Linked DNA regions of Homo sapiens: region 1 is linked to region 2. The links are chromatin loops, found by intact Hi-C in ENCODE. Cell type or tissue: mesothelial cell of epicardium. All regions are shown on one strand. Links, peaks and the distances in the headings refer to the core of each region. The heading gives the core; the rest is flanking DNA. Region 1 holds the start of SLC13A2 (solute carrier family 13 member 2). Region 2 holds the start of UNC119 (unc-119 lipid binding chaperone).

Region 1 (16,102 bases), core at 2,606-10,605, 77 kb after region 2:
AGATCCTCACTCTTCTCCACCCAGCAGTCAATCCTTGTGACTGGAAGCCCACTTCAGGCAGACCCTGGGTCTCCTGCCTGTTCATCAGCCACTCATTCCACAAATACCCTCTCTGGGCCATGCACCCAGTCCTGCTGGTTCTGCCCCTTGAGTGCTCCCATTTATTTCTCTGTAGCTCTGGACCACTAGCCTGGTCCAAGTCTCAGCAAGACCTCTGCAAAAGCCTCCTTATTCATCTCCCAGCTTCCTCTCTTGACCCTGAAATCCTTTCTCCTTGCTGCAGCCAGAGTGATCTCAAGGCACAAATCTGTTTAATTTGCACCTCCCCTCCCCCAGCACACACACACACTCATCTCAAAACAGCTCACATCTCTTCAGTGGCTTCCTAGTGCTTTCAGGAACCTAAGTTTAGAGTTGGTCTGTGCCTCATGTCTTAACACTCTCCCCCTTACTCTCTCTGCTCTGGCCATACCAGCCCTCTGTGGGTTCCTCAAATACTGCATCCTCCCTCTGGCCACAGGGCCTCTGCACACGATTTCCTCTCTCTGGACCTCTCTTCCCTCCCTACTTTGCGTAGTTGATATCTACTGGTTCTTGAGATCTCAGCTCAAATATTGATTTTTCAGGCTGGCTTCCAGGAGGGGATATAGTTCCCATTTTTCACACTCTAAGTCCCTGTACCTCTTCTGCATAGCACTCATCATAGTCTGCAATTAAACATTTAGTTTTAGGGACTAAAAGATGAGTATCAATCTTTGTTGTCAGACTCTACCCTCCAGGGAGCAGGGTGCAAGTCTGTTTCTGCTCACCCCAGCGAGGTGCCTGGCATCTATTTAGCAGAGTTGACACTGAATGAGTGGGTGAATGAACGTGGGCCCTAGGGGTACAGGCATCAGTCAGGCCCAGCGCTGGCCCTCGGGGAGTCTGAGTGCCTGTGTGGGCTGGCCTGAAGGGCAGACTGAAGACAGAAACCCCCAGAGGGGCTTCCAAACCCTAAGCCAGGCAGCTTGCTTCTTCTGTAGTGGGAAAGCACATGTCCAGGGCACATGCTGAGTGCTGAGTCCCCGCTTTACTGCTGTGTGTCCTTGGGCAAGTTACTTAACCTCTCTCAGCTTTTCTGGTAAGAAACATCAAGCATTCGCTGCTGTAAACACATTTATCTCCATTATGCAGTTTCCTCATCTGGAAATGGGGATAACAGAAACATCCACCTAACTGGGCTACTGTAAGGACGAAGAGAGCTAACAAATGTAGGAATAAGGTTTTTTTAAAAAAAATTTTTTTTAAGAGACAGGGTCTCACTCTGTTGCCCAGACTGGAGTGCAGTGATGTGATCACAGCTCACTGCAGCCTCGATCTCCTGGCCTCAAGTAATCCTCCTGCCTCAGCCTCCTGAGTATCTGGGACTATAGGCATGTGCCACCACACCCAGCTAATTAAAACAATTTTTTTTTTTTTGTAGAGATGAGGGTCTCGCTATATTGTCCAGGCTGGCCTTGAACTCCTGGGCTCAAGCAATCCTCTCTCCTCAGCCTTCCAGAACACTGGGATTATAGGTGTGAGCCACCGTGCCCAGCCAGGAATAAGTTTTAAAGCATTGTAGCCTGTGAGCCCATAGCAGGGTTGGTGCTGGGAGAGAAATGTGCTCCTGGGCTTCTGGAGAACCAGAGAGGTTACATGAGGCACAAATGGAAGTGAAGGTGCCAAGGAGTCCAGGGCAGACTCCGGACCCGGGGTGTGTGGCAGGTGTGGGACCTGTGGGCATCATGGCCTCTGTCACTGGCACAGTACAGCCTGTGACTGTCAGGCAGCAGCACATGTGCCCACAGTCTCAGAGGTGTCACACCTTATTCCTCCTGGTGACTGAAGGTTAACCCAAGGGTGGGGACAGGCTGGCACATGGGGGACACTCCCACTGCCCCTCTGCCCCTAGCAAGTGGACATGCTGCCGGCAGGAGCACTCCCGGGTCTCAGGAGCAAGGCGAGGCACTGGGTGGCAGCCTGCCAAGCACCTGTAAAGCAGAGTCCAGAAGAATGGCGCTCAGAGGAGAAGGGGCCCCGTCCCTGAGCCTCCTTTTGTTTGGGTTGAGGAAGGCTTCCAGAGAGGGAACCTTGAGCGGGTACTGAGGGGTGAGTAGGAGTTCAGTTAGTGGGCAAAGGGGGTTGGGGTGAGGGAGTAAATGTAGAACAGAATGAGACATAAAAGATCAAGATGCATTCTTGGAAAGAGCCTTGTCTGCCCTGAGAGGATCTAGGAATTTGTCTGGAAGACGGGAGAAAAAGAGAGAAGGCCTCAAAGAGTTTTAAGCAGAGAGAGAGTGGCATGGTCAGACTTGTGGTTTAATAAAATATTACACAGATACTACCACACGCGGTTTAAAAAATTTGTGTGCAAGTGTTTGTATGCATTCAGGGAAATTTCTGATGTAGGGGTTTGTACACTTTTTTTGGTACCAGGATCCCCTTGGCAGCCTGATGAAGCATTCCAGTGTCTTAGAATAATGTTTTTAAATGCACCAATAAAATACATAAGACTACAAAGGAAACCAATTTTATTGAAATACAGGTAATAGGCTGGGTGCGGTGGCTCACACCTGTAATCCCAGCACTTTGGGAGGCTGAGGCAGGAGGATTTCTTGAGCCCAGGAGTTCAAACCAGCCTGGGCAACATGGCGAAACACTGTCTCTACTAAAAGTACTAAAACAAACAAACAAACAAACAAACAAACAAAAAAACTTAGCTGGGCATGGTGGCATGTGCCTGTAATCCCAGCTACTTGGGAGGCTGAAGTGGGGGAATCACCGGAACCACCCGGGAGGCAGAGGTTGCAGTGAGCTGAGATTGCACCATTGCACTCCAGCCTGGGTGACAGAGTGAGACCCTGTCTCAAAACAAACAAACAAACAAACAAACAAACCCTTAACTTTTAAAACCTAAACAAATAAATAAACACAGCTATTAAAATATGAAAAGGTGCTGGGTCCAGTGGTGTGTGGCTACATGGAAGGCTGAGGCAGGAGGATTGCTCGAGCCCAGGAATTTGAGGCCAGCCTGGCAACACAGTGAGACTCCATCTCACAAACAAACAAAAACATGAAAGAGTGTGGAGGGATGGAAGTCTCTTCCAGGAAGAATAGGCAGATGCCAAATGCCTAATTCTTTGAGGACTGAATATACAAAGGGGACAATGGCCAGTTCATATGTAAAAATATGTTTCACAACTTCTGTAATAACCAGCCGAGAAGTCAAACGACAACCTCTACAGCAGTAAGCCCTAAACACTCAGGATTTGCTCGATGATTGCCAATTCCCCTGATTTTTGCCCCAAACTCTTTACTCCTACTTCCAACTCAGGACCAAGCCCAGAAAGCGAAATGTGCTCCCCTAACCAGTCACCTGGGGTGCTGCTTCTAGTTAGCCGCCTATGGCTTCCCTGTGCCCAACAGCATGCACTGGAAGCCTTCCCTTTTGACCATTCTAAAGCTTTCCCACCCCATGCCTGCCTCAAGTTGCACGTGATGGCGGTGACTCTTCCTACCCTTTGCTTGTTCTCATTCAAGTGTCCTTCATTGATTTGCACACCTTGATGTGAATGACTTTGTTGCATCAGCTTCTGTTTTAAGAGGCCAAAGGGAACAATGAATTTTTGAGTGCTGGAGAAAACAAAAGTGGGGAGAAGAGTCCTGATATCACAGCCTGGGCCAGGGCCAGCCCTGCCTGTATGCACTAAAGAGCAAAATGCAAGCTCCTCTACGAATTTGATCCTTGTGACAGCCCTGAGCCTCGCTGCTGGATTACATCCAGGAAACTTTACTGTCGAAGAGGGTGACTTACTTTCCCATTCCTGGCCTTCACCTAGCAGGTGCCGATAAACAGGGACACGATTTAGTAATCTGGGCAAAATCCAAGTTGGGGACTCTACGCCAGGGATCCCCCTGGCCTTTGAGGCTGGGTCCTTCTTCTTATCCTATTTCCAGGCATCCCAGAGGCTAGAAAAACTACCTCCACACAGCTGCAGGTATTCCTAGGGACACAGCTCACCAATCTGGTGGGTGACCAGACATTCCTTCCTGTTCTATAGGTGGGAACATCTGAGGCCCTCCTAAGCACAAGAGCCCATTTGAACAGAGCAATGGAGAAGAAGTGAGGTATCCACACAGGGCTCCAGACCAGTCTGTGTTTTCCAGGGGCCCAGGAATTCAGATAAGAGGCAGAGGGCGAAGGGAGCAAGTGTTTATCAAGCCCCAGGTGCCAGGTACTCTACGTATATGTGTGCTATCTCAGCTCATCTTCACAACACCCCTTAGAGATGGCAGGGTTTGAAGAGGCTCGGTCAGGTCACACGGCAGTACACGCTGCTGAATGGATTTGAACCCACACCTGTTTGGCTCCAAAATCCATGTTTTGTTCACTGGACTCTGCTATCTCAGCTGAGGGCCAAGAAATCTCAAAAGGTAGAGGTGGGGCCCAGAACAGAGGTCCAAATTCCTTGTATAGTTTTCATGCCCGAAGTGAATCATCCAAGTCCCTGCCTTTGAGGTTCAGGAACAGCTTGCACTAAGAGTATTTTAACTACACAGATTTTTTTTTTGACAAGGCCTTGTTCTGTCACCCATGCTGGAGTGCAGTGGCATGATCACTGCTCACTTCAGCCTTGACCTCCCTGGCTCAAGTGATTCTCCCACCTTGGTTCTCCTAAGTAACAGGGACCACAGGCACGCGCCACCATGCCCAGCTAATTTTTTTGACCCCCCCTTTTTTTTTTTTTTGAGACAGAGTCTCACTCTGCTGCCCAGGCTGGAGTGCAGTGGCGTGATCTTGGCTCATTGCAGTCTCTGCCTCCTGGGTTCAAGAGAATCTCCTGCCTCAGCCTCCCGAGTAGCTGGGATTACAGGCATGTGCCACCACGCCCAGCTAATTTTGTATTTTTAGTAGAGATGGGGTTTCGCCATCTTGGCCAGGCTGGTCTCGAACTCCTGACTCCAGGTGATCCACCTGCCTCGGCCTCCCAAAGTGCTGGGATTGCAGGCATGAGCCATTGCGCCCAGCCAACTTTTTTGATCTTTAGTGGAGACAAGTCTCTCTACGTTGCCCAAGTTTGTCTTGAACTCCTGAACTCGAGCCACCCTCCTGCACTGGCCTCCCAAAGTGCAAGAGTTACAGGTGTGAGCCACCACTCCCAGCCTTAATTACACAGATTTTAAAATTCAAACACATGTAATGTTTATGCATTCTAAAAGGGCCAGTGATTCAGATTAAGAAATTCTGCCTTCTGGCCTTACAATAAATGCAATATTGACTTCAGCTGAATTCTGTCCTGGCCAATGTTGAGCCACTAGGAGACTGTTTTTACAGATGCCTTTGGGTCCTGGGAGGTGTTTGTGTTGTGACTGTAACTTACTAGCTGAACAACCCCTGAGTCGTAAGTTATTCACCCCTTAATGCTCACAGCACAAAATCCCTACTCCTCCCTGTAGCCTTGTAGGGCTGACATTGGCTGACCTCAACCCTCTTCTCTAAACTTGACTTAAGCAATCTAGTGAGGCCTCTTAAGGCCTCACTCGAGCCCCCAAAGCCACACTGGCCTTGCTTAATCCCTTCAATTTGCTAAGCTCTCCCCATCTGCAGGCCTTTGCACTTACTGCTTGTTCTGCCTGGATGGCTCTTTACCCAGAGCTGTGCTTGGCTGACTATAGAGAATTTATTTTTGAGATAGGAGTCTTGCTCTGTTGCCCAGGCTGGAGTGCAGTGGCACCATATGGCTCACTGCAGCCTCAACCTCCTGGGCTCAAGTGATCCTCCTGCCTCAGCCTCCCAAGTAGGTGGGGCCACAGGCACACACCACCACACCTGGCTAATTTTTTTAGTGAGGAGACAGGGTCTTGCCATGTTGCCCAGGCTGGTCTTGAACTCCTGAACTCAAGCGATCCACCCACCTTGACCTCCCAGAGTGTTGGAACACCCTCCTCAGGAGGCCTTCCCTGACCCCATCTAGAGCAGCCCTCCCCAGGCTGTGGTCATAGCCTGCTGCATTGTTTCTGCTTTTTGTATGTCTCCCCACTCCTCCCACTTTCTCTTCCCAACACACCCAAACAGTACTTGTCACACAGTACTGAGTTCTATGTTCACTAACAAAATGCATGGTTGGATGAATACATTTGAATGGATGTAAGGTTTCCATGTCTGGCTGCAGGGTTGGGAGAGCAGGAAGACCCCAGGCCCTCCTGTTCCCCATCTGCTGGGACCACCAGAGAGTGACTAGCATTTCAAGGTTCTGTTGCCACCCCTCAAACACACCCTACTATTCCTGGCCCCTACATCTTTCCTCCTGTGGTTCCATTCACCTGTTCTGCTGATGCCTCTGACTGTTAAAACTCCACCAACCTTCAAGGCCCAACTCAAATGTTGCCTCCTTCAGATTCTCCCTTGACTCAGTTGGAAGAATTTGCTCCCTCCTCTGAGCTCTGCAGCCTTCTGGCTGAACCTTTGTGTGGTGTAAACACCTGTCTCCTCCTATAGACTATAAGCAACTTGAGAATGGAACATCTGTATTCCTTTTGGTAACCCCTGACACAGAGCAAGAGCTCAACAGATATGCTGGACTGAAGTATGGTGGGAGGACTGACTGACAGCTGGACGGACATGAGAAAGGATGGCCTGAGAGGTGGGTCACAGCGGGGGCACCACCGGCCTCCCAGGGAGCCTCAGGCAGAGACTCCAACACCAGGTTCCAGTTCAAACTTTTTTCCTAGCTGGGACTTTAAGCAAATTGCTTCCCCACACTGGCCCTCAGTTTACATGTCTGTAAAATGGAGATAGTAGTAGTAACCTCATGTAACACATAGGCTTTTTTTTTTTATTTTTTGAGACTGAGCCTTGCTCTGTCTCCTAGGCTGGAGTGCAGTGGCACAATCTCAGCTCACTGCAACCTCCGCCTCCCGGGTTCAAGCGATTCTCCTGCCCCAGCCTCCCGAGTAGCTGGGATTACAGGCATGCGCCACCACACCTGGCTAATTTTTGTATTTTTAGTAGAGATGGAGTTTCACCATGTTGGCCAGGCTGGTCTCGAACTCCTGACCTCAGGTGATCTGCCCACCTTGGGCGCCCGCCTCCCAAAGTGCTGGGATTACAGGCATGAGCCACCATGCCCAGCCCGACACATAGGCTTTTGAAAGGAATAAATGATCTAACAATGCTTTGAAGTGCATGGCATAATGTCAAGCACATAAAATATACTCAACAAATGTCAATATTATTATTATGGGCACAAATTTGAGCCTAGGCTGGGGCTCCTTCTTCCCCCTTTGGAGGCCAGGGCCATGGGGCTAAGCTTGGGGACTCATTACAGAGAGTAGAGATTCAACAGGGATGCAGGTCAGGATCCACTGTGTGCACATTCCTTCCTTTCTTCATTCAAAAAGTTGGGGGTGGCCGGGCATGGTGGCTCACGCCTGTAATCCCAGCACTTTGGGAGGCCAAGGCGGGCGGATCACGAGGTCAGGAGATCAAGACCATCCTGGCTAACACGGTGAAACCCCGTCTCTACTAAAAATACAAAAAAATTAGCCGGGCGTGGTGGCAGGTGACTGTAGTCCCAGCTACTCGGGAGGCTAAGGCAGGAGAATGGCATGAACCTGGGAGGCGGAGCTTGCAGTGAGCCAAGATTGTGCCACTGCACTCCAGCCTGGGTGACAGAGTGAGACTCAGTCTCAAAAAAAAAAAAAAAAAACAAAAAACTTGGGTGTTTTTTATTTGTTTTTTTTGAGATAGAGTCTTGCTCTGTCACCCAGACTGGAGTGCAATGGCGTGATCTCAGCTCACTGCAACCTCCTCCTCCTGGGTTCAAGCGTTTCTCCTGCTTCAGCCTCCCGAGTAGCTGGGATTACAGGTGTGCACCACCATGCTTGGCTAATTTTTGTGTTTTTTTTTATAGAGACGGGGTTTCATCATGTTGGCCAGGCTGGTCTCAAACTCCTGACCTCAAGTGATCCACCTGCCTTGGCCTCCCAAAGTGCTAGAATTATAGGCGTGAGCCACTGCGCCAGGCCTAACAAGTATTTTTTGAACATCTACTTTGTGCCAGGCACTGGGGATTCTGCATGGGACAAGACAAAGTCCCTGTCCTCACGGAGCCGACATTCTAGTGCAGGAAGCCAGAGAGGAAGTAAAAAATAAGCAAATAGATGATTTCAGAGAGTAAACACCCTATAAACAAAAGAACAGGGCTTTTCCCCAAGAATGACTGGGGTTGGTCAGAGAAGGCTTTTCTAAGGAGGTGGATTTAAGCTGAAACCTAAAAACAGGAAGGAGGTATCTGGGAGAGCAGTCCAGAGCAATGTGAGGAGCAGAAAGAAAGCTGGTGAGGGTGGGGGAGAGTGAGCGAGAGGTGGGTCACAGGGGGAGGGAGCCTGGGGAGTCCAGGGCTGAGCCTTGGTGACTTCTGGCTGCTTGAAGAGGTTTTATCCTAAGTTTGACAGGAAGCCAGTGTAGGGTTTTTTTGTTTGTTTGTTTTTTCAAATTAAGGTGGGGTCTCATTATGTTGCCCAGGCTGGTCTCAAACTCCTGGGCTCAAGCAATTCTCCCGCCTCGTCCTCACAAAGTGCTGGGATTATAGGTGTGAGCCACTGCGCCTGGCCAATGTAGGGTTTTGAGCAGAGTGGGACACATGGGAAATGACCGGGGAGACAGTGGATCCGAGGGCGGGGAGTGACTCCATTCAGAGTATTTTGGGGTATCAAATGAGCAGGACCTTCTGCTGCACGTGGAAAGGAGGGAAGGAGAAGAATCAAGAATGCCCCCGAGTTTTTGGCTGTTGCAGCAAGGTAGATGGTTGAAGCATTTCTTGATGCCTAAGCCAACTGGAGAAGGGCAGGAAGGGTTTTGGTTTGGACGTGGAAAAGTGTAACCTGCTTATCCTGCTTACAAAGAAAATATTCAATTAGGGAGATGGCTGGTGTTCATTGGATAATACCAGTTTAGAGTTTAGGGCTGGGGTTACAGATTGATAACTCATTGGCATAGAGATGCTTTTTAAAGCACGAGATGGCATAAGATCAGCTAGGGGAAGTGGGGACCCTGGAAAACCTCAGAGTCAGATGGAGAAGGAACCTCAGAGTCAGGAAAGGTGGGAAGGGGCAGGGCTGGGCAGGAACCAGGAGAAGGTGTCACCAAAGCCAAGAGAAGACAGCACGGCAAAGACGGGGTGACAGCTGTGACAAATGCTGCCGAGGGACTGAGGAATGTGAGGGTGGCCCAGGGTTTGGTCACAAGGAAGTTGATGGGATCTGAGTCTTGGAGATGGGAGCTGACAAAAGAGAAAGTGCGCTTGTGGTGTAGACAGTGTCTTGAGACTTCCTGTTATGAGAGAGAGCAGAGAAAGAGGCACTATCCTGGAAGGAGCGTGGCCTTGAAAGAGAGCTCTTGTTTGTTTAAGATGAGAGATATTACAGCACCTCCGTATGTGGATGGGGGAGATCAGGCAGAGAGGAAATATTTATCTTGTAGGAGAGTGAGAGGACAATTGCAGGAGCAAAGTCCTTGAGAGGGGCTGGCCTCTCCTAGACAGGACCAGAGTCAGGATGGGGCTGGCAGCATCTGTGAGCCAGAGGCAGGTAGCAGGGCCAGATACGGTGCACAGAAGACAGGGGCTCCTAACACATCCCAGTCTCACCAACAGGCATGGCTTCTAGCACTGACTCAGGATTTCCTGTGTGACCTGGGCAAGTTACTGAATCTTTCTGTGCTGTGCTTCCCCAGGTCGAGGGGAATTGGGAAGAAATCAAAATCCCTGTCTGGCTTCCCTCCTGGGGTTAACACACTTGCCCCAGCCTGTCGGAAAACCCATCTGATGGGTCCCTAGCACTGAGATGCCACCGGCTTTGGCCTGAGATGAAGGTCATCTCAAAGGTCAGCTGGGCCTTGTTACTGACCAGGTGTCAGGGGCCCAGGGGCTGTGCCACTATCACCCCCAGTCTCTCACCCCTTTGGGATACCATGAACAAAAAAGTCTGACTCAATTTCTCTATCTATGACAAAAGGAAGAAAATGGCTTGATGGGCAGTTCTGGGGGTGTGGGGTGGGGCAGGAGGCAGCAGGGTGGAGAGAAGACATGCTTTGGCACCAGATCACACCCCCAGCTCTGAACCTCCCAGCTGTGTGATTTGCCAGAGGCCGACTGACTGAAGATTGAACTTCAAGGCCTTCCCCCTGGACCCTTCCCAAAGCCCCAAACTAATTTCAGATTAATACTTTTGTGTCCTTTTTCTTACAGAGTGGGGCCCAAAAGTGTATAATATCCAAGTTCCATGAAACTTGGATCTGCCCTGGGACTTTGACTAAGTGACTTAACCTCACCTTCCCCATTTGTCAAATGGGACAGTCAGGCCTGACCTCTTAAGATGGTGGAAAAGGTTACTGGGTGCCTAGGGCAGGGCAGGCATTGGCGGCTTGATTTAATGAGAGATGAAGTTATGACTTCTGCTGGGGGCGGAGGAGGAGGCAGTGACGCCTGGTTGTGCCCAGCTCCCCCTCCATCCAGGGCACAGTTTTTGTGCTGTCTACCTGCAGCGGTCCCCTCTTCCAACTCCCACCCCTCCTCCTCCACAGACTTAGCCCTTGAATCCACAGGTGAACTCTTTCTCTTCCTGTTTATGCTCTTAAAGATGCAGACCGCCTGCAGCCAGCTTTCTCCTATTCTCCTTCCAACCCTCTTCACTCTGCTGCTGCTTACCCAGCCGTCCCCTCCCCACAGCCAGCCCATCTCAGCCGCCATGGAGCCCAGTCCAGGGCTAGGTGGGCACACAGTAGGTAGATCAGCTCCATCTGCCCCCCTTGCATCTTGTTGATGGAACTGGTTTCCTGTTTCCTAGGGCAGTAGGTTGCAAACCCACCTAAGTAATTCACGCTGGGCTCCTACAACTGGGTGCCAAGCAAAAGCCCCTTTGACCTCCTAGCCCTCAGTCCTCAGGAGGAGCAGGGGGCGATAGCCTCACTTCCAGGGCAGGGGCAGTGAGGAAGTTATGCTGGATCCTAAGGATGCCCAACCCCGGCCCAGACAGTCCCTCCTCTGCCCCCTGGAGTTATCTGTGCTCAGAACACCAAGTCCTTACCTTACTGGGGACGAGGATGGGCAGAGGCAGCAGGAGAATGGGCACGAAGAACACGATCAGGTAGGAGCGATAGGCCCACAGGGCCTGCCAGCAGGTGGCCATGGTGTGGAGCAGCAAGGGCTGCTACAGCCACTGCCTCCAGGAGCTGGGTAACAGAAGGACCAAAGATGCAGCCAAGCAGGCAGGTGGCAGGCTTATATAAAGCCAGTTGAGTGTTAACCATTGACCCAGTCTGGCAATCAGAGTGTTTTTGGAGTTGGGGAGGTGAGAGTAAGGAGGAGGGACCCACAGGCGGAGTAAAGATCAGGAAGGGAGAGGGAGAAGGAAGGAGGAAAGAACAAGGATTAAAAAACTTCAGGTTCCTTCAAGAAGTTAATCCCAGCGTTAACTCCTTCTGTTCTTGGAGGCTGCTGAGGGTGGTGCTGGAGGAGCTGGAGAAGGAAGGAGAGTCCCCCAGCCACCCTCCACAGGCAGCCCCCAAGCCACCTCCGCTGGCCCGGCCTTTCCTTTCTGCTGTTCTCCAAAGCTAGGTTCTCAGCTGAGCACTTTATGTGACAGCCTGGGTGGGGTGGCCCTGCCCTGCCCACAGAGATGCCCTAGGAATTTTCAGTCTAAGATTGACAGTAGCTAAGGCCTGGAGCAAGTCCTCCTCCTCCTCCTTCCAGGTATCGAGGACCATCAAAGTCCCTGGTCCTGACTACATCTTGTGTGACACTGATCCACCGACTTAACCTCTCAGAATTAGCCACTTCCTTATTCTGCAGTAATATCTTGCTATTGTGAGGCTCAAATTAGACAACTTATATATGTTGAGCTTTGATGCATGGCAGGTGTACGATGAAGGTTAGTTTCTTTCAGGCTCTTCCTAGCCCCCTCGCCCCCCAGCAAAGATTGTCTCTTATTTTGGAAACATACTAGATCTCTCATTTATCCATCATCCATCCATCCATCCATCCATCCATCCAACCATCCATCCATCCATCCCTCCACCAAGCAAGTATTTAGTACCAATTATGTATTCAGCCCTGTGCTCAGTGCTAAAGATACAGAGATTAAAATGCTGCTGCTGCTGCTGGTGGTAAAGACTGACATTTGCTCAGCACTTAGTACAAGTCAGTTACTGTACTTCATCAACTCGGTAACTACACCATGGGTTAGGTGTTACTATTCCATTTAACAGATGGGGGAACTGAGGCCAAAGGACATGGAGCCAGCCAGAATTCACACATGCATTATGGGTATCCTGAGGGAGGTCCAAACCAGGGCAGAAGCTCTGGGTGAAAGGCACCAGGCAAGGGCTCCTGGAAGAGATGGCATCTGAGCGAAGGCTTGAGAGCTCAGTCTTACTTGGCACGAGGTGATAGGGGAAGGGGCACAAGGAGAGGGAAGAGTGAACGAAGGCCTGGAGGGTGGCAAGTGCATGCGTGTGTGTGTGTATGTATGTTGAACGGAGCAAGTTGTAGTTTGGAAGAAATTGTGGGTCTTATCTCTGGCCAGACCCTCAGTCTCCTGGCGCCCTCACCCCTCCTCACCCTGACTGCACGCAGTTGAAGGTCAATGCATGTTTCTGAGGTTATCAGAGTATGATGATCCGTGTGTGCTAGGATAAGGAGGCGGGGTATCAGGGAGAATGTTTCAGGCAGCGAAGACAGTCTGGGAAGAGATGCAGAAGCGTGGGGACGTTTAGAGAACAGAAGGTTCTGCGTGGTTGGAATGTGGATTTGCGGGGGACAGGATTAAGAGCTGATAACTATAGTTTTAGGTGTACCATAGCATGGCCTGGGCTGTTATGCCACCGAGACACTCCTGGAGCCAGTGGATCTTTTAGAGAAAGGCCCCTGGTGCTTTCTGCAGGGCGGTCCTAGAGGTCAGAGGGATCCAGTTCGAGGGCTCCTGGAGCGAGGCCAGGCTGGTGGGATGCTACAGTAACAGAGTACAGGCTAGCCACCCCAGCCCCCCTTCAGGCATGGCTCCTTCACTCCCACACAGTGGCCTGCCACCTGCCCAGGGCAAAGTAAGCAAGAGCCAGGAAGGACAGGGAGAGACAAAGGGTTTCAGACACTCAGGACAATGCCCCGATTCTATCTCACCTTGGTGGAAGCCTCTCCCATGGCCTGAGGCTTTTAAGGAGCCACAAAAAAAAAAAAAAAAAAAAAAACCAGGCCCAGCTTCACCATGTGTAAAATCTGCATCCCAGTTTACCTAACTCTCCATACCAATTCTGTGATGTAGGCTCAGGGCAGTGAGGTTACTCGTCTAGAGTCACACACCTTGTGAGTAACAGAGAGAATGCAGATTTGTTTCCAGGAAGGCTGTGCCCTTGGCTCAGCCCTCCATTCTCTGGTCTCCTTTGATGGAGCTGGGACAAAACTCAATGTTTTACTGAGACCCTCTGGCTTCCCCCTACAGCCCTCTTCTAAGACATAGGCTTTTGGGACCTTCTTTGATTCTTTTTTGAGGCCCAGCACTGGGGGGCTATTGCATCACCAGCAGCCAGGCCCCATCAGTGATGAATTCATCTCAAAGCAGTGATGAATTCCCAAGGCCAGCGGGAAGACTCCAGCTGTCATATTCATTACAAAAACTTCCCCTTTGCCTGGGAGTCATGGCCAGGGCCCCACTCTGCCAGGTCTTATTCAATATTCCCTTTTGCCCCACCCCCTTCTCCTTTAATTAATGCAGCAGATAACTGTGGTTTTTTGCATGGCTCCTAATGAACTGTGAGTAACATACGGTAGTTGCCTGGCTGGCTTCTTCAGTCTTTGCTGGGGCCTTCCCTGTGATGGGTCTCTGTACTATCTCAGGAAGGAGTCACTACCAGGAAACACCTACCCTGCACTTTGTCCATTGCCTCTCCTGGACAGGGCTATCGGAGATTGGCTGCAAGTCCTTGGGGGAGAGGAAATGGTCTCTGGCTTGCAAGAGCCAGCTTGTCCTCAGAAGCAGGTGGCTGATAAGCTGGAGATAGAGCTGGGGCTGGGTCACAAAGGTGGCTTTTAGGAAGTTTATATCTGAACATGTGAGGCAGGCCTTAAGACAGGGGCCGTTGAGGCAACCCAGCATTGTGCAGGCTGGGCCTGGGGCCCACAGGGGCACAACTCCAGGGATCCTAGAAAGCCAGGATGGCTGGACATATTAGGGAGCATCAGGAATGATTTCTAAGACCTGAGACTGCCCAGCCTAGAGGAGAGAAGATAGGGTGTGGGCAGGGACAGTCATCAAATCCTTGATTGAAGAAGAAGGGATGTTCTCAAGGACAGACAGGATCACAGGATAGGGGGGCTAGGGAGGCACCTGGGCTGTTTTCAAGAAGACCACCCTCCCTCGAAAAGAAGTGCCCCTCCTGGGTGGCTGGCATGCCCTGGGGAACGGTGGACTCGGGGGTTGGGCATCGTGTTTACAGCTCTGAGAATCCCAGACCCCAAATCCGACTCCAGGTGCTCTGACCACTCCCCTCATCTTCCATTGCCTCTCCAACTGGGTCCACAAATTTTTTGTTTGTTTGTTTTGTTTTGTTTTGTTTTGAGACAGAGTCTTGCTCTGTCGCCCAGGCTGGAGTGCAGTGGCGCGATCTCGGCTCACTGCAACCTCCTCCTCCTGGGTTCAAGTGATTCTCCTGCCCCAGCCTCCCGAGTAGCTGGGACTACAGATGCGTGCCACCACGCCCAGCTAATTTTTTGTATTTTTAGTAGAGACCGGGTTTCACCATGTTGGCCAGGATGGTCCCAATCTCCTGACCTTATGATCCGCCCGTCTCAGCCTCCCAAAGTGCTGGGATTATAGGCATGAGCCACTGTGCCCAGCCACAAAATTTGTTTTATACGTGTTCAAATCCACCCCCCTCTGCAACTCGCGAGGTGCTCAAAAGGTGCCTAAATGTCCCTATAAGATCCAGTTCTCCCTTTCCTCTTTCGCCTCAGCCCTCACCACTCCTGCCTGCAGTCAACAATATGCCAGACTCAATTGTTTTCAGATCCTCAGTTGGGTCCTGCAGTTTGTAAAATCTCCAGGCAGTTCCCACGCTCTTGCTTCTCCTAAGCATATTCTCCCTGACTCCTCCTCCTTACCCTACTGGTTCAGTCTTGTTTACCTTTCAAGCCCTAAGACCGAACTTTCTTTGTGAACTCTCATCACAGACAGGATCAGGACCCCTGCAAAGTGCCCTAGATATCAAAACACATGTCACGCTGCATTGCATTCTCCTGATAACCCATCTCTGTCCCCCACAAGACTACAGGCTCCCTCCGGGCACAGACTGTCTGGACGGACCTGGCACAGAGCTGGTACTCAACAAGTACGTGTTGAAAGAATGGATGGCTGGATGGGTGGGTAGATGGGTGGATGGGATGCCCATAAGATAATTTGTAAGGTTTACGCCAGAGAGCCAAGCCCTCCTTCCAGCATGTTCTGGAGCTAGTCCCCGGAGCTTCAGGCCGGACATATAGGGGCCATTGGTCAGACCACCAGGCAGAGAAGTGAATGGATTTTCATTACCATCAAGACCGTGATGAGGAGATAGGGAGTAACCCTTCCAGAGCCAGCCCTGTTGGAGGCTGGGCAGGGACCCAGGGAGTATTCTGATCCTAAAAGAGATCCGAGGCTCATTTATACACAATCAGTCCAAGAACCACCTTCTTGCATCACCAAGTAGCAAGGCCCATTCTTTCTCCTTCTAAGTCTCCAGGCCCAGCTCTCTTTAAACATTGTGATAAAACACACATTTTAATGACCACCTGAAACCTTTTTCAGTGTACAGCTCAGTGCTGCTAAGTATATGTACACTGCTGTGCAACCAACTTCAGAACTTTTCATTTTGCAAAACTGAAACTCTATACTCATTAAACAACTCATTTCCTCCTTCCCCCAGTCCCTGGCAACTACTTTTTTACTTTATGTTTCCTTGAGTTTGACTAGTCTCAGTACCTCATAGAAATGAAATCATATGGTTATTTGTCTTTTGTGAAAGGTGTATTTCACTTAGCATAATGTCCTT
Region 2 (14,801 bases), core at 6,802-14,801:
CGGGTTCAAGTGATTCTCCTGCCTCAGCCTCCTGAGTAGCTAGGACTACAAGTGCACAGACACCATGCCTGGCTAATTTTTGTAATTTTAGTAGAAACGGGGTTTCACCATGGTGGCCAGGCTGGTCTTGAACTCCTGGCCTCGAGCAGTCCGCCTGTCTTGGCCTCCTAAAGTGCTGGGATTACAAGCGTGAGCCAGTGCACCTGGCCCCAGCTAGTTTTTAAATTTTTTGTAGAGACGGGGTCTCACTGTGTTCCCCGAGCTGGTCTCAAACTCCTAGGCTTAAGCAATCTTCCCACCTCGGACCCTAAAGTGCTGGAATTACAGGCATCAGCCACCACACCTGGCCAAATTAGTGACTTTTACAATTCTGTCATTTCTTCTTTCTGGAAGAAATGTATGACCTGGAATTCTTTTATAAAGAAAAGAGGAACTTTTTCAATAAATTTTAGGTTTAGCTTGTCAAGTTTCAGGAGGCAAAAAAAATCCCTTCAGGATTGCCTTACATGTATATATTAATTTGGGGAGAGTTGACATCTTTATAATAGTCTTTATAATATGACATCTTTATAATATTCATCTAGGGGCCTTGTATGCTATTCCATTTTGTTCAGATATTTTATGTCCTTCAGTAAAGTCTTGAAGTTTTCTTCTTATAGTTTTATACATTTATTCCTGGGTATTTTTATACTTTATTGTTAATGTGATTGAGGTTTTAAAAGATGTTTCTAATTGGATATTGCTGGTATTTATGCGGGTATTGATTCTTGCATATCCTTGTATCTAGTCATCTTATTGAACTGTTGCTAGTTCTAATAGTTTTTCAGTTGGTTCTCTGATTTTCTTGAGAAATAATTATGCTACTTCAAAGTGGCCATTTTATCTGTTTCTTTCCAATACTTTTAAGTTTTCTTTCTCTTTCTTCACATATTACATTGGTCAAGAACTTTAGAAAGAACAATACTGAATAACAATGAGAATAGAGGAGATAGCAGGCATCCTTGTTTTATTACTAACTTTACAGAATTATGTTTAATATTTTGTCATTAAGTGTGTGGTTTTTATTTTTTATTTTTTTGAGACAAGGTCTGGTTCTATTACCCTGGCTGGAGTGCAGTGGTGCCATCTCAGGTCACTGCAACCTCTGCCTCTCAGGCTCAAGTCATCCTCCCACCTCAACCTCCCAAGTAGTTGGGACTACAGGTGTGCACCACCATAACTGCCTTTTTTTTTTTTTTTTTGAGATGGAGTTTCGCTCTTGTTGCCCAGGCTGGAGTGCAATGGTGTGATCTCGGCTCACTGCAGCCTCCGCCTTCTGGGTTCAAGTGATTCTCTTGCCTGAGCTTCCCGAGTAGCTGGGATTACAGGCGCCTGCCACCACACCCAGCTAATTTTTTGTATTTTTGGTAGAGATGGGGTTTCATCACGTTGGCCAGGCTGGTCTCAAACTCCTGACCTCAGGTGATCCACCCGCCTTGGCCTCCCAAAGTGCTGGGATTACAGGTGTGAGCCACCATGTCTGGCACATACCTGGCTAATTTTTGTATTTTTTGTAGAGTTGGGGTTTCATCATGTTGTCCAGGCTAATCTCCAACTCATGAGATCAAGGGATCCGCCTGCCTTGGCCTCCCAAATTGCTGGGATTACAAGCATGAGCCACCGTGCCCAGCCTGTGTATTTTGTTTTTTATCAGGAACATTCACTGAATTTAATTATTTTGGGGCAGTGATTGGAATGACCATACAGTTTTTCTCCTTTTGCCTATTAATGTAATGACTATTGAAATAGATTTCCCAGTGGGAAGACGTTTCACGCTGAAGGACCAGTGTGTGCAGAGGTGAAGGCAAGAGCTGCGGCAGATGGGCGAAATGGGTGTCATGTGTTTGATATCATCTATGCAGAAATCATTAGAGTTGGCTGCAGCTGCTTGGTCTTTTTCTGTAAACAGCCATCTTGCTGTCCTCAGATGCTGGACAGTGTTAGGTCTGGGAAGGTGGGCAGAGGCATGATGCTTGCCCTTTTCATTGTGCTACTTCTTATCCCTCCCAGACAAAATGAAAATCAAATGCCGTTTCCAGAAGGCCTATCGGAGGGCTTTGGACCATGAGGAGGAGGCCCTGTCATCGGGCAGTGTGCAAGGTATGGGAAGGGATGAGCACACCATTTTAATGTGAAGCCCTCTTTTTCCTTCTGATCTCTAAGTGCATAGTTCCCATGCTTTGGCTTACTTCCAAAACCTCTCTTGGAATGCTGGGAATGAGGAACTGTGGGATTCAGCCCAGTCCACTGAGGGCCAGAGAGGTTGATTGGCTTACCCAAGCCTGACCACTGTGTCAGCTGAATGTGAGTGAAGGGGTGGGTTAGGCATTCTTTGGGGCTGGGGGGAGATGGAATGGTGTTTTGCTCTTGGTGTACCACCTGTTCTTGCCCCCAGAGGCAGAAGCCATGTTAGATGAGCCTCAGGAACAAGCGGAGGGCTCCCTGACTGTGTACGTGATATCTGAACACTCCTCACTTCTTCCCCAGGTAAGGTAACAGAGAGGCTGCGACTTTGCCTTATCCCTTCAGCTCGTGGACTCCTGGGTCACCTCCTTCTTGCATCATTGCTACCCATTTCTTCCATTTGCTACAGAAAACTCTCCAAAAAAAAATTTTTTTTTTTTTGAGACGGAGTCTTGCTCTGTTGCCTAGGCTGGAGTACAGTGGCGGGATCTCGGCTCACTGCAGCCTCCGCCTCCCGGGTTCAAGTGATTCTCCTGCCTCAACCTCCTGAATACCTGGGATTACAGGCATGTGCCATGTAATGTATTTTTAGTAGAAATGGGGTTTCACCACGTTGGTCAGGCTGGTCTCGAACTCCTGACCTTGTGATCTACCTGCCTTGGCCCCCCAGAGTGCTGAGATTACAGGCGTGAGCCACCGCACCCGTCCTCCACATATTTTTAATAAAGAATGCTGGCTGGGTCTGGTGGCTCACACTGTAATCCCAGCACTTTGGGAGGCCGAGGCGGGCAGTTTGCTTGAACTCAGGGGTTCAAGACCAGCCTGGGCAACATGGCAAAACCCCATCTCTACAAAAAATAAAAAAAATTAGCTGGATGTGGTAGTCCCTGTTACTTTTGGAGGCTGAGGCAGGGGGAGCGCTTGAGCCTGGGAGGTGGAGGTTGCAGTGAGCTAATATCATGCCATTGCACTCCCCATCTCTACTAACAATACAAGAATCGGCCGGGTGCGGTGGCACATGCCTGTAATCCCAGCACTTTGGGAGGCCGAGGCAGGCGGATCACTTGAGGTCAGGAGTTTGAGACCAGCCTGGTCAACATGGTGAAACCCCATTTCTACTAAAAATACAAAAATTAGCCGGGCGTGGTGGTGGGTGCCTGTAGTCCCAGCTACTCGAGAGGCTGAGGCAGGAGAATCACTTGAACCCAGGAGGTGGAGGTTGCAATGAGCCAAGATAGTGCCACTGCACTCCAGCCTGGGCGACAGAGTGAGACTCTGTCTCAAAAAGAAAATTTATAATCAAATATTTAATTTTTATAAAAGCACTAAAGAAAATGTTAATGAACGTCCCCATCCCCACCCCCAGCTCACAAACTGCAGTGCAGTAGCACGGTGTGTACTTCCATGGTTATACTCCATTCCCTTTTGGCCCAAGGCAACCAGATTTTGTGTTTGTAATTTTCTTGCTTTTCCTTAGAGTTTGATCACATATGCTGTATCTCTGTAAACAATGTATTTAATTTTACATTTTTGAATTTATATAAATGGTGGCTTATAACACATGTTCCTCTGCCACTTTTATTTTATTCCCTTCATGTGGCAGAGCCTGGTGAGAGAATCATCCATAATTATGTAGTTGAATCTATGTATCATTGTATAAACATAAACATAATTTACCCATTCTATTGCTAATGGACATTTGGATTATTTCTAGGTTTTACTGTTAGAAATAATGCTATTATGAATACTTGTTTCTTTGCCATGTGCCATTTTTATATCAGACTCTCCAGTTGTCTGTTTATTCCGCTTTTCTTGCTCAGCATGCCATCTCTGAGTTTCCATTTCACCATTTTACCAGCCCCTGAAGAGTTAGATGCTGCCTGGACCCATGTCAACTGGGAAAAAGAAGAGAACGGAGACAAATGAAAATACTCAATATATACTCATAGCTCAGAAATGCTGAGTTAATAGCTCATGAATCTCAAGAGAGGTGCAAACCTGTTGGTCATTGGCAAAGGGGCAGATTCGGAACAGTAGGAGCCAGGGTGCTTTTTGGCTTTCTTTTCTGAGCCATGGGCATTCTGTCTCTTGCTCACCCCCACAGGACATGATGAGCTACATTGGGCCCAAGAGGACAGCAGTGGTGCGGGGGATAATGCACCGGGAGGCCTTTAACATCATTGGCCGCCGCATAGTCCAGGTGGCCCAGGCCATGTCTTTGACTGAGGATGTGCTTGCTGCTGCTCTGGCTGACCACCTTCCAGAGGACAAGTGGAGCGCTGAGAAGAGGCGGCCTCTCAAGTCCAGCTTGGGTAGGGCACCAGGCTCTGCCACATGAAGGGAGAGGAAATGAATTACATGGGGCAGGAGGGAAATCTGCATGCCAACTTCTTTCTCCTTTCTTCTCTAGTCTCAATTTTTTTCTTATTTATTTTATGTTATTATTATTATTATTATTTTTTTTAGTTATTTATTTTGAGACGGAGTCTCACTCTGTTGCCTGGGCTGAGTGCAGTGGCACTATCTCGGCTCACTGCAAGCTCCGCCTCCCGGGTTCACGCCATTCTCCTGCCTCAGCCTCCCAAGTAGCTGGGACCACAGGTGCCCGCCACCACTCCTGGCTAATTTTTTTGTATTTTTAGTAGAGACGGGGTTTCACTGTGTTAGCCAGGATGGTCTCGATCTCCTGACCTCGTGATCTGCCCGCCTCGGCTTCCCAAAGTGCTGGGATTACAAGTGTGAGCCACCACACCTGGCCTATTTATTTTATTTTATTTTTTGAGACAGAGTCTTGCTCTGTTGCCCAGACTGGAGTGCAGTGGCGTGATCTTGGCTCACCACAACCTCTGCTTCCCACGTTCAAGTGATTCTCACTCCTCAGTTTCCTGAGTAGGATTACAGGTGCATGCCACCATGTCTGGCTAATTCTTGTATTTTTATTTTTATTTTATTTTTTTTTGAGACGGAGCCTCCTGTCGTCCAGGCTGGAGTGCAGTGACGTGATCTTGTCTCACTGCAACCTCCGCATCCCAGGTTCAAGCGATTCCCCTGCCCCAGCCTCCTGAATAGTTGGGATTACAGGCGCCCACCACCATGCCTAGCTAATTTTTGTATTTTTAGTAGAGACGGGGTTTCACCATGTTGACCAGGCTGGTCTTGAAATCCCAACCTCAAATGATCTGCCTGCCTCGGCCTCCCAAAGTGCTGGGATTACAGCGTGAGCCACCACACCCGGCCGATATTTGTATTTTCAGTAGAGATGGGGTTTCTCCATGATGGCCAGGCTGGTCTTGAAGTGCTGGCCTCAAGTGATCCGTCTGCCTCAGTCTCCCAAAGTGCTGGGATTACAGACATGAGCCACAGCGCCCGGCAGCTTTTTCTTACTCAGTGTTCCTCATCCCAGTTTTGTCCTCCTTTTGGTTCCATGATGGAAAGCAGCCCCATTCCAGAGGAGAAACAAGTTCAGCTCAGCTGGGAGTACAGGCTGCCCCTCTTCTTTGATCCACAAGAGCCTCTGACTTCCCTGACTCCTGTTTCTGTAGGCTATGAGATCACCTTCAGTTTACTCAACCCAGACCCCAAGTCCCATGATGTCTACTGGGACATTGAGGGGGCTGTCCGGCGCTATGTGCAACCTTTCCTGAATGCCCTCGGTGCCGCTGGCAACTTCTCTGTGGACTCTCAGGTGAGACCGGGAGCAAGTTGAGGAGTCCTTTTCAATGTCTATACATATTTACAAGTGCAGTCTGTTCCTCCATCTCTTAGAGCTTGCTGATTTGCTAGGAATTTCCTGTGTGTATATGTATGTGAGTGTCATAAGGGTGGGTACTGGGGGTGCGTGTGTGCCCTTGTCTGTGTCCATCCATCCATTGAGGGCAGATTCTGGTGTCTTTACTTCCTTGGCATCCTATTGAGAGAGTTTGTCAGTGCTTGTTAACAAACCACCTTCCTATAGCTCCCTCTAGACCTGTACTCACCAATTGTGCTTAGATGTTAATGCCATGACCCATCTTTTTTTTTTTTTTTTTTTTTTTGAGACAGAGTCTTGTTCTATTACCAGGCTGGAGTGCAGTGGTGTGATCCCAGCTCACTGCAACCTCCGCCTCCCAGGTTCAAGCGATTCTCCTGACTCAGCCTCCTGAGTAGCTGGGATTACAGGTGCGTGCCACCATGCCCAGCTGATTTTTGTATTTTAGTAGAGACGGGTTTTCACCACATTGGCCAGGATGGTCTTGATCTTTGCCCAGCTGATTTTTGTATTTTAGTAGAGATGGGGTTTCACCACGTTGGCCAGGATGGTCTCGATCTTTTGACCTCGTGATCCACCTGCCTTGGCCTCCCAAAGTGCTGGGATTACAGGTGTGAGTGATGGAGCCCAGCAGAGCCATTCTTAAGGAATTTAGTTTTTAGAAAAATGCTTCCTGAAATTTGTTATTGTAGTAACAATAAAGATGTGAAGGGCCAGGTGCGGCGGCTCACGCCTGTAATCCCAGCACTTTGGGAGGCTGAGGCAGGCGGATCACGAGGTTAGGAGATCAAGACCATCCTGGCCAACATGGTGAAACCCCATCTCTACAAAGATAAAAATTAGCTGGGCATGGTGGCGCGTACCTTTAGTCCCAGCTACTCGGGAGGCTGAGGCAGGAGAATTGCTTGAACCCGGGAGGTGGAGTTTGCAGTGAGCCAAGATTGTGCCACTGCACTCCAGCCTGGCAACAGAGTGAGACTCCATCTCAAAAAAAAAAGATGTGAAGAATGTAGCTTTCTGTATCACGCTGTCTCCTTGTAGGGAAAACACGTGGGAGAAATTTTTATCAGGTCTTCCTAGTGGGAGTAATTGCTTCTGAATAACTGGCTTGATTTGATCTTGTAGACACTGAATTATGCTGTTCTTTGTTTCTCTCTTTGTGTAGACTGTTAGGAAACCTGGTAAAATACGTGATTTTTAAAGCACGTATTTAGTTTATTCAGTTTACCCTTGGCTTTGCTATTTTCTTCTGCAATTATTTTCTCTCAGCCCTGATTTTGTCTCTTATATGTTGCCTTGTCCTGATTGTGTCTTTTTTAAGGCACCTCAAATCTTTTTTGGGAGAAAGTAGAATATAAATCTAAACAAAGTAACCACTCCCTGTTTGCTCTACAGATTCTTTACTATGCAATGTTGGGGGTGAATCCCCGCTTTGACTCAGCTTCCTCCAGCTACTATTTGGACATGCACAGCCTCCCCCATGTCATCAACCCAGTGGAGTCCCGGCTGGGTGAGCACCTAAGGATGAGGGTCTTTCTTTTCTGCCAGGCTAGGGAGGGACCCTGACGGCTCAGCTGGGTAGGGGACAGGAGTTGGAGGTGGATTATATACAGTGATGGTTCCCAGGTTGGGTTGGTCCGAGGAGACTGTGGAGATTGAGGCTCCTTTTTTTCTTTTTTTGAGACAAGGCCTTGCTCTGTTGCCCAGTCTAAAGTGCAGTGGCACAGTCATAGCTCACTGCAGCCTCCAACTCCTGGACTCAAGTGGTCTTCCCACCTCAGCCTCTCGAGTAGCTAGAACTATAGGTATGTGCCACTACACTTGGCTAATTTTCAAAATTTTTTTTAGAGACAGGATCTCATTATGTTGCCCATGCTGGTCTTGAACTCCCCTCAAGTGATCTTCCCACCCCAGCCCCCTAAAATGCTGGGATTATAGGCGTGAGCCACTATGCCTGAGCCCTAGGTTCCTTTTTCATGATGCTCTGTTGATATCTCCATCTTCACACCTATCATATCCAAAAGCATTTATTAAACGTGATTCCTAGCACTTTTTACAAATGAATGACTAGGCTGGGTCTATCTCCCTAAAAGCCATCTAGGAGAGAGGCTGTCACACACATAGGAAAGACAACAGCAAAAGTACTTGAGGGCAGAATTTGAATTGACAGTTCTGCTGATTGAGGTTGAATAACCTTGAAGCTAGTATTAGAGTTTTTCATTTTTCGGGTGGAAACTAGGAAGAGGAGGTGTGACTAAGAACTGTAACACAGGCAAACCAAAGTGAGTATATCTAATTGTGGAATCTCAGATACCAGAGGCAGGCTAGTGTGGCCCAAGGATTGTGAGGGGGTGGCATGTGAGGCCTTAGAAAATTCCTCCGTTCATTTATTCATTCAGCAAACATTGACTGAGGGACTACCTTATGACAGTGCTGAGTAGAGAAAAGAAGGGCATTTCAGGCAAAGGGAACTGTGAGCTTAGATGCAGACAAGTGAGAGAGCTTAGGCATTCAGGAAGCTCAGAGTAGTTTAGTGTGGCTGAAATGTGAGTGAGTGACCAAAGATGAAGCCGGTTAGGCAGGCAGGAGCCAGGTCATAAAGGACCATGTTAAGGAGTTTGAACTTTAACCTGATATGGGTGGCTAGTGATTGAGGGATATTAAGCAGGGAACTGACATAAGGTCAGATTTCTGGTTTGCATAAAACTATCTGTAGTAATATGGGTACATTGTGGGAGTGGCCAAGAAAGCTGTCGTAGACAGTCAAGGGGCCTTTGAGGAGGGAGAATTCGGGGGTGTTTTGGAGCTAAGGACTATGTTTCCATCGGTATGGCACATCTCGGGAGAACATTCTGAAGCCCTTTACTAGAGACACCCTGGACAGGAGGATATCCTAATGATTGTTAGTTGGGGAATCAGTCCCAGAGTGAGTGACCAGCAAGTTAGAGGCCGACCTGGGACTAAGGTCCAGGTCCAGCATGTTTTGATATTCTGCTTTCCCTTTATACCACAGGATCCAGTGCTGCCTCCTTGTACCCTGTGCTCAACTTTCTACTCTACGTGCCTGAGCTTGCACACTCACCGCTGTACATTCAGGACAAGGATGGCGCTCCAGTGGCCACCAATGCCTTCCATAGTCCCCGCTGGGGTGGCATTATGGTAATAGTCACACTACGCAGACCCCAGAGCCCATGCTTCTGGGACAGGCAGGTGTCCCTGAAACTGTGTTCCTTCTGTTTTCCTTCTGGTGTCCTCCATGGCCCAGCCTGTGGGAGGGGCAGGCACCAGGAAGGTGAGGGTGCTATGTGCTCATGCCCCTCTTCTGCCGGCCCCACTTTTGTTTCCGCCAGTGTTTTCTATACTGTGACCCTTTGCCCTTACCTAGGATCATTCTGTGTCCATCTTAGATCTTCGCCTTATTTGTGGGAGTCTTGCAAGGTTGGGAGCCTTGTCTCCCTTGTTAGACTGGAAGTTTCTCATGGGGGAGAATTCTAAAATGGGATAAGAAAAAAATATGTTCTACAGGACTTTCAAGGGGGTAATTGGGATAATGTATTTAATGCTCTCCGTAGTAGGTACTCAAAAAATATTAGCTATACCATGAGGTTTATAGCTTCTAAAGAGCACAGAATATGTTTTCCTTTTCTCTCCAGAGTGCCTAGGGCAGAGCTGTGCAAGGGCCTGGTATGATGTTGTGGCAATCTCATTCCCCCTTTCAGGTATATAATGTTGACTCCAAAACCTATAATGCCTCAGTGCTGCCAGTGAGAGTCGAGGTGGACATGGTGCGAGTGATGGAGGTGTTCCTGGCACAGTTGCGGTGAGGTCCTGGATGATCCACTTGGGGACATAGTCTCCTTGGCTGTAGAGGGGAGTTGCAAAGTGGAATCAAGTCTTACCTGGCAGGGATATCTTGGCTGTGCCTAGAGCCCCAGGGAAACCAAGAAAAGTTTCTAAGGATCCCATCATCCTTCTAAGAAGGACTAGTAGGTGACAAAATCATTTATTTTTTTTTTTGAGACGGAGTCTTGCTCTGTTGCCCAGGCCGGAGTGCAGTGGTGCCATTTTGGCTCACTGCAACCTCCACCTCCCGGGTTCAAGCAATTCTCTGCCTCAGCCTCCCGAGTAGCTGGGACTACAGGTGCCCGCCACCACAACTGGCTAATTTTTTGTAATTTTAGTAGAAACGGGGTTTCACCATCTTGGCCAGGCTGGTCTTGAACTCCTGACCTCGTGATCCACCCGCTTAGGCCTCCCAAAGTGCTGGGATTACAGGCGTGAGCCACTGTGCCCAGCCAGCAAAACCAGTTTTAAGAAAAATAGACTCATGAATGTCAGGTCCATGGAGTGTGATTAGGGCTGCTTAAGAAAATAGCTGTTAATTCTTATGCTGCCTGATGGATTGAGAGTGGCTGCCTGAGGCTCTGTGTTGAGGATTCTAAGGCTGTATCTGGGCTCATTAGGAAAGAGTATTCTTCTGATTGACTAGCAGTGTCTCTCACGGATGCAGGCTTAGAGAAGCACAGCACATGTGCCTTGGCAAAGGCAGTCCTGGATCATCCCTTAATGCTAAGTCCCATTGGCCCCATTTGTTCAAAGAGAGGGTAGAAAAGGTGAAAGGATTAAACTGAGTTGGTGTTATCAGAAGTATTTTAGCCATGGAACCTTTTTTTAAAAAACAAGATCTTGGAAATCTAATGTAGAAACAGGTAAAAGCAGAAACACCTGTTGAAGCAGCGTTTGGGGCCAACTTGTTTGGTGTTGCCCCTTATGCCCCCAAGACCCTGAGGTACTTCCCTTTAACCCCTATGGTTCTGGGTAAGATTGAAAATCACTGGCTCAGGACAGATATTTGAGAAATCTTAGCCATGATCTCCCGCCTTGTGGTCTCAGCCACCTTGATCTTACTCCGATGTTCCTACAGGTTGCTCTTTGGGATTGCTCAGCCCCAGCTGCCTCCAAAATGCCTGCTTTCAGGGCCTACGAGTGAAGGGCTAATGACCTGGGAGCTAGACCGGCTGCTCTGGGCTCGGTCAGTGGAGAACCTGGCCACAGCCACCACCACCCTTACCTCCCTGGCGCAGCTTCTGGGCAAGATCAGCAACATTGTCATTAAGGACGACGTGGCATCTGAGGTAAGCAGGCAGGGGATGGATTCTGCAGCTTGGGACTGGAGTAGCCAGAGAGGGCCAGAGTGTGGTGAGACCAGAGAGCCTGTGAGGTCCATGGTATGTGTGGGCTTGCCATCTTTAGTGTCCCAGCCTTCCTCTAGACGGCAGTACCAGCCCCCAAGCAGGAGTGCAGATGAGAGTGCGAGGTTTCAAGCTGACCCTAGGAAAATAAACCATATCCCTGTAGAAAGACTTCCATAGATCCTGGATGAACTCCAGGCATCTTCCTTGGTAGATGGAAGGCACAGTAAGGCCCAGCACCCTTTCCACCAATGCCTAGGACTTACTGGTATACCCTCTTGTCCCTTCTCCTTCCTAGGTGTACAAGGCTGTAGCTGCCGTCCAGAAGTCGGCAGAAGAGTTGGCGTCTGGGCACCTGGCATCTGCCTTTGTCGCCAGCCAGGAAGCTGTGACATCCTCTGAGCTTGCCTTCTTTGACCCGTCACTCCTCCACCTCCTTTATTTCCCTGATGACCAGAAGTTTGCCATCTACATCCCACTCTTCCTGCCTATGGCTGTGCCCATCCTCCTGTCCCTGGTCAAGATCTTCCTGGAGACCCGCAAGTCCTGGAGAAAGCCTGAGAAGACAGACTGAGCAGGGCAGCACCTCCATAGGAAGCCTTCCTTTCTGGCCAAGGTGGGCGGTGTTAGATTGTGAGGCACGTACATGGGGCCTGCCGGAATGACTTAAATATTTGTCTCCAGTCTCCACTGTTGGCTCTCCAGCAACCAAAGTACAACACTCCAAGATGGGTTCATCTTTTCTTCCTTTCCCATTCACCTGGCTCAATCCTCCTCCACCACCAGGGGCCTCAAAAGGCACATCATCCGGGTCTCCTTATCTTGTTTGATAAGGCTGCTGCCTGTCTCCCTCTGTGGCAAGGACTGTTTGTTCTTTTGCCCCATTTCTCAACATAGCACACTTGTGCACTGAGAGGAGGGAGCATTATGGGAAAGTCCCTGCCTTCCACACCTCTCTCTAGTCCCTGTGGGACAGCCCTAGCCCCTGCTGTCATGAAGGGGCCAGGCATTGGTCACCTGTGGGACCTTCTCCCTCACTCCCCTCCCTCCTAGTTGGCTTTGTCTGTCAGGTGCAGTCTGGCGGGAGTCCAGGAGGCAGCAGCTCAGGACATGGTGCTGTGTGTGTGTGTGTGTGTGTGTGTGTGTGTGTGTGTCAGAGGTTCCAGAAAGTTCCAGATTTGGAATCAAACAGTCCTGAATTCAAATCCTTGTTTTTGCACTTATTGTCTGGAGAGCTTTGGATAAGGTATTGAATCTCTCTGAGCCTCAGTTTTTCATTTGTTCAAATGGCACTGATGATGTCTCCCTTACAAGATGGTTGTGAGGAGTAAATGTGATCAGCATGTAAAGTGTCTGGCGTGTAGTAGGCTCTTAATAAACACTGGCTGAATATGAATTGGAATGATACAAAGTCTGAGCTCTACTCTTTCTGCATTCACGCGTAAGTAACAGTTTCCTGGTGTTTGTCCTCCTGTGCCCACAGGTCCACTTTGCTTCCACGTGGCCATGTGCCCTTCCTAGCTGGATTGCCCAAGGCTGTTAGCATCTGCTTTTTACCTGAGATACTAATTCATCAGGTCAAAAAAAAAAAAAAAAAAAAAAAAAAAGTCTTGAGCACCAGCTGCAGGGAGCCTTCTGCTAGGTACAGGGGTCCTACAGAGAACAAAGTAGGCAGGACCAGTGCTTTCACAGAGCTGAGCTTTCAGGGGGAAGAGTCAGCGGACAAATAAAAATAATTTCACATAATGCATTAGAAAGACAAAAACAGGCTGGTCAGATGGTGACTGAGGGGGAAGGACTTCAGACTGGGTGTGAGGGAGGCCCTTTGAGCAGATGACATTTGAGCTGTGACTAGGAGAAAAGAGGCCATCTGGGGAAGACCATCCAAGCAGAGACCCTGAGCCTGGAACTCACGGGCAGAAAGGCTGGAACACAATGAGTAAGCGGAGAGGTAGTCAGGACCCCACTAGTACCAGTACAAGAAAGTGTTAGAAAAACAGAATGAAGCCCAGGGCAGGATACCCCGACTCCCATCCCCCGCGCCCGTCGCATTTCGGGAGGGTTGGGCCGGGCGGCGGGCGGGATCAGCGCAGGGCCCACCCCAGGGGCGGGGCCGGGGCGGGGCAGTACCTGGGGCCCCGGCCGGGGGCGGGGCTGCGGATGCTCCCACTTCCCCCGGCTCCAGCCGGCGCAGGCAGCGGCGGCAGCAGCAGGCGAGCCTCGGCCCCGCAAGGCCATGAAGGTGAAGAAGGGCGGCGGTGGGGCCGGGACGGCGACGGAGTCCGCTCCGGGGCCCTCGGGCCAGAGCGTGGCCCCCATACCACAGCCGCCTGCGGAATCCGAATCTGGGTCCGAGTCGGAGCCGGACGCAGGCCCAGGGCCCAGGCCGGGGCCGCTGCAGAGGAAGCAGCCGATCGGGCCGGAGGACGTGCTGGGGCTGCAGCGGATCACCGGTGGTGAGCACCCGCGAGGGAGCGCCGCCCGCGGGTGGGAAGGGGAGAGGGTGCGAGGGGCCCTCCCGGCGCGCCAAGCCCTGGCCCCCGCCCCCTTTCCCGCCTCCCCTCCCCCACCGAGTCCCCTCTCCTGTGTCCCCTGCTCTCCCTTCTGCCGCCAGGTCTGAGATCTCTGTGTACCCCCTTCCCTTGATCTCTCTCTGTGCCTCCTTCTTCTCCCTTTCGAGATTTATTCCTTCCTTTTCCAGGGGCCCGTCCCCTTTTCCCAGCGTGGAGGTACGTGCGGCAGCAGCTGCAACCATAGCCCTGTAGCTGTGGAGTCTCCAGAGCGCTTTGAGGCCCGTCCCTGCACTAATGAAGAGAGGGGCTGAGTGCAGCCTGTCCTCAGCCCCCACGCTGGAGGCTAGGTGGAGGCTGAGTTACTTGGGAGGCATTCAGACTCTTCATGTCTCCCCAACCATTAATACCCTCACCCTGATCCTCCAGGAAGACTTGGGCCATTTTCTTCCCCGGGAAAGAAACTGAGCAGGCAGCTTTAGTGTGTTGGCTGTGGTTCCTCTCATGGGGAGTGGCATAATGTCCCTCCAAGCCTGGACTAGCACCTGTCCTCTTCTGGGGGCTCTGTCATCAAGGGAGGCTTGGTCTCCACTGTGGTTAAGAGTTTCTGAGCTGGACTGCCTGGGTTGGAGTTCCAACTCTGCCATATAATTGTCTGTGTGACCTTGGGCAAGTAACCTCACCTCTCTGAGCATGTCTTTTCATCTGTAAAATGGGGATAATGATACCTTTCTCGTAAGATTATTGTGAAGATAAGTCCTCTGATTCTGTACAGTGCCTGGCATCTATGCATGCTGTGTACATTGGGCTCTTTGATCAGTAGTATTTTTGGGCCCTACAGGGCTGCTCATAGCTGCTGCCTGGAGTCAAACAACTTGGCTTTCAGGGCAGGGGAGGGGGTCATCATAGGCAGGGAACGAGGGCTAGGAAACCTCATAGCAGAGGCTTTGGATGAGCCTCAAAGGATGAAAGGTGCATGGAGAGACAGTGGCTCTCCACCTTGGCCACATTCACCAGCAACCTGCCCTGGCCCCCTTTGTGAGAATAACTGTTGGGGGGGGCCTCTCTGTGGGTATGGGGGGCATGTATTGGAGTGGACCTGAGCCCTAGAGCTTCCAAAGCAGCAGA

Evidence for each region. Hi-C counts contacts between places; a loop is a spot of excess contacts. Peaks named below come from ENCODE experiments on the same cell type or tissue, not always from the same donor. Only the 100,000 strongest peaks of a DNase experiment are listed, where the experiment ranks them.
Region 1: a loop joins it to region 2, with 26 times the contacts of the local background. A loop is called at or near these places in 2 of 110 quality-filtered maps.

Annotation. Positions count from the first base shown.
Region 1 is chr17:28,468,822-28,484,923 of GRCh38, reverse strand. It overlaps SLC13A2 (solute carrier family 13 member 2), which reads right to left and starts at 11,280. Exons shown (of 12, transcript NM_003984.4): 1 at 11,110-11,280. The coding sequence starts at 11,211. RefSeq lists an enhancer at 1,396-1,909. In mesothelial cell of epicardium, for the core only: no CTCF peak of the experiment used is centred there; no DNase peak of the experiment used is centred there.
Region 2 is chr17:28,551,156-28,565,956 of GRCh38, reverse strand. UNC119 (unc-119 lipid binding chaperone) reads left to right here and starts at 13,333. Exons shown (of 5, transcript NM_005148.4): 1 at 13,333-13,619. The coding sequence starts at 13,400. PIGS (phosphatidylinositol glycan anchor biosynthesis class S) reads left to right here. Exons shown (of 12, transcript NM_033198.4): 4 at 2,050-2,139; 5 at 2,435-2,526; 6 at 4,328-4,535; 7 at 5,766-5,908; 8 at 7,367-7,481; 9 at 8,985-9,130; 10 at 9,691-9,791; 11 at 10,896-11,106; 12 at 11,462-12,570. The coding sequence ends at 11,737. RefSeq lists silencers at 13,157-13,606, 13,667-13,716. In mesothelial cell of epicardium, for the core only: no CTCF peak of the experiment used is centred there; DNase peaks (open chromatin) are centred at 13,286 and 13,886.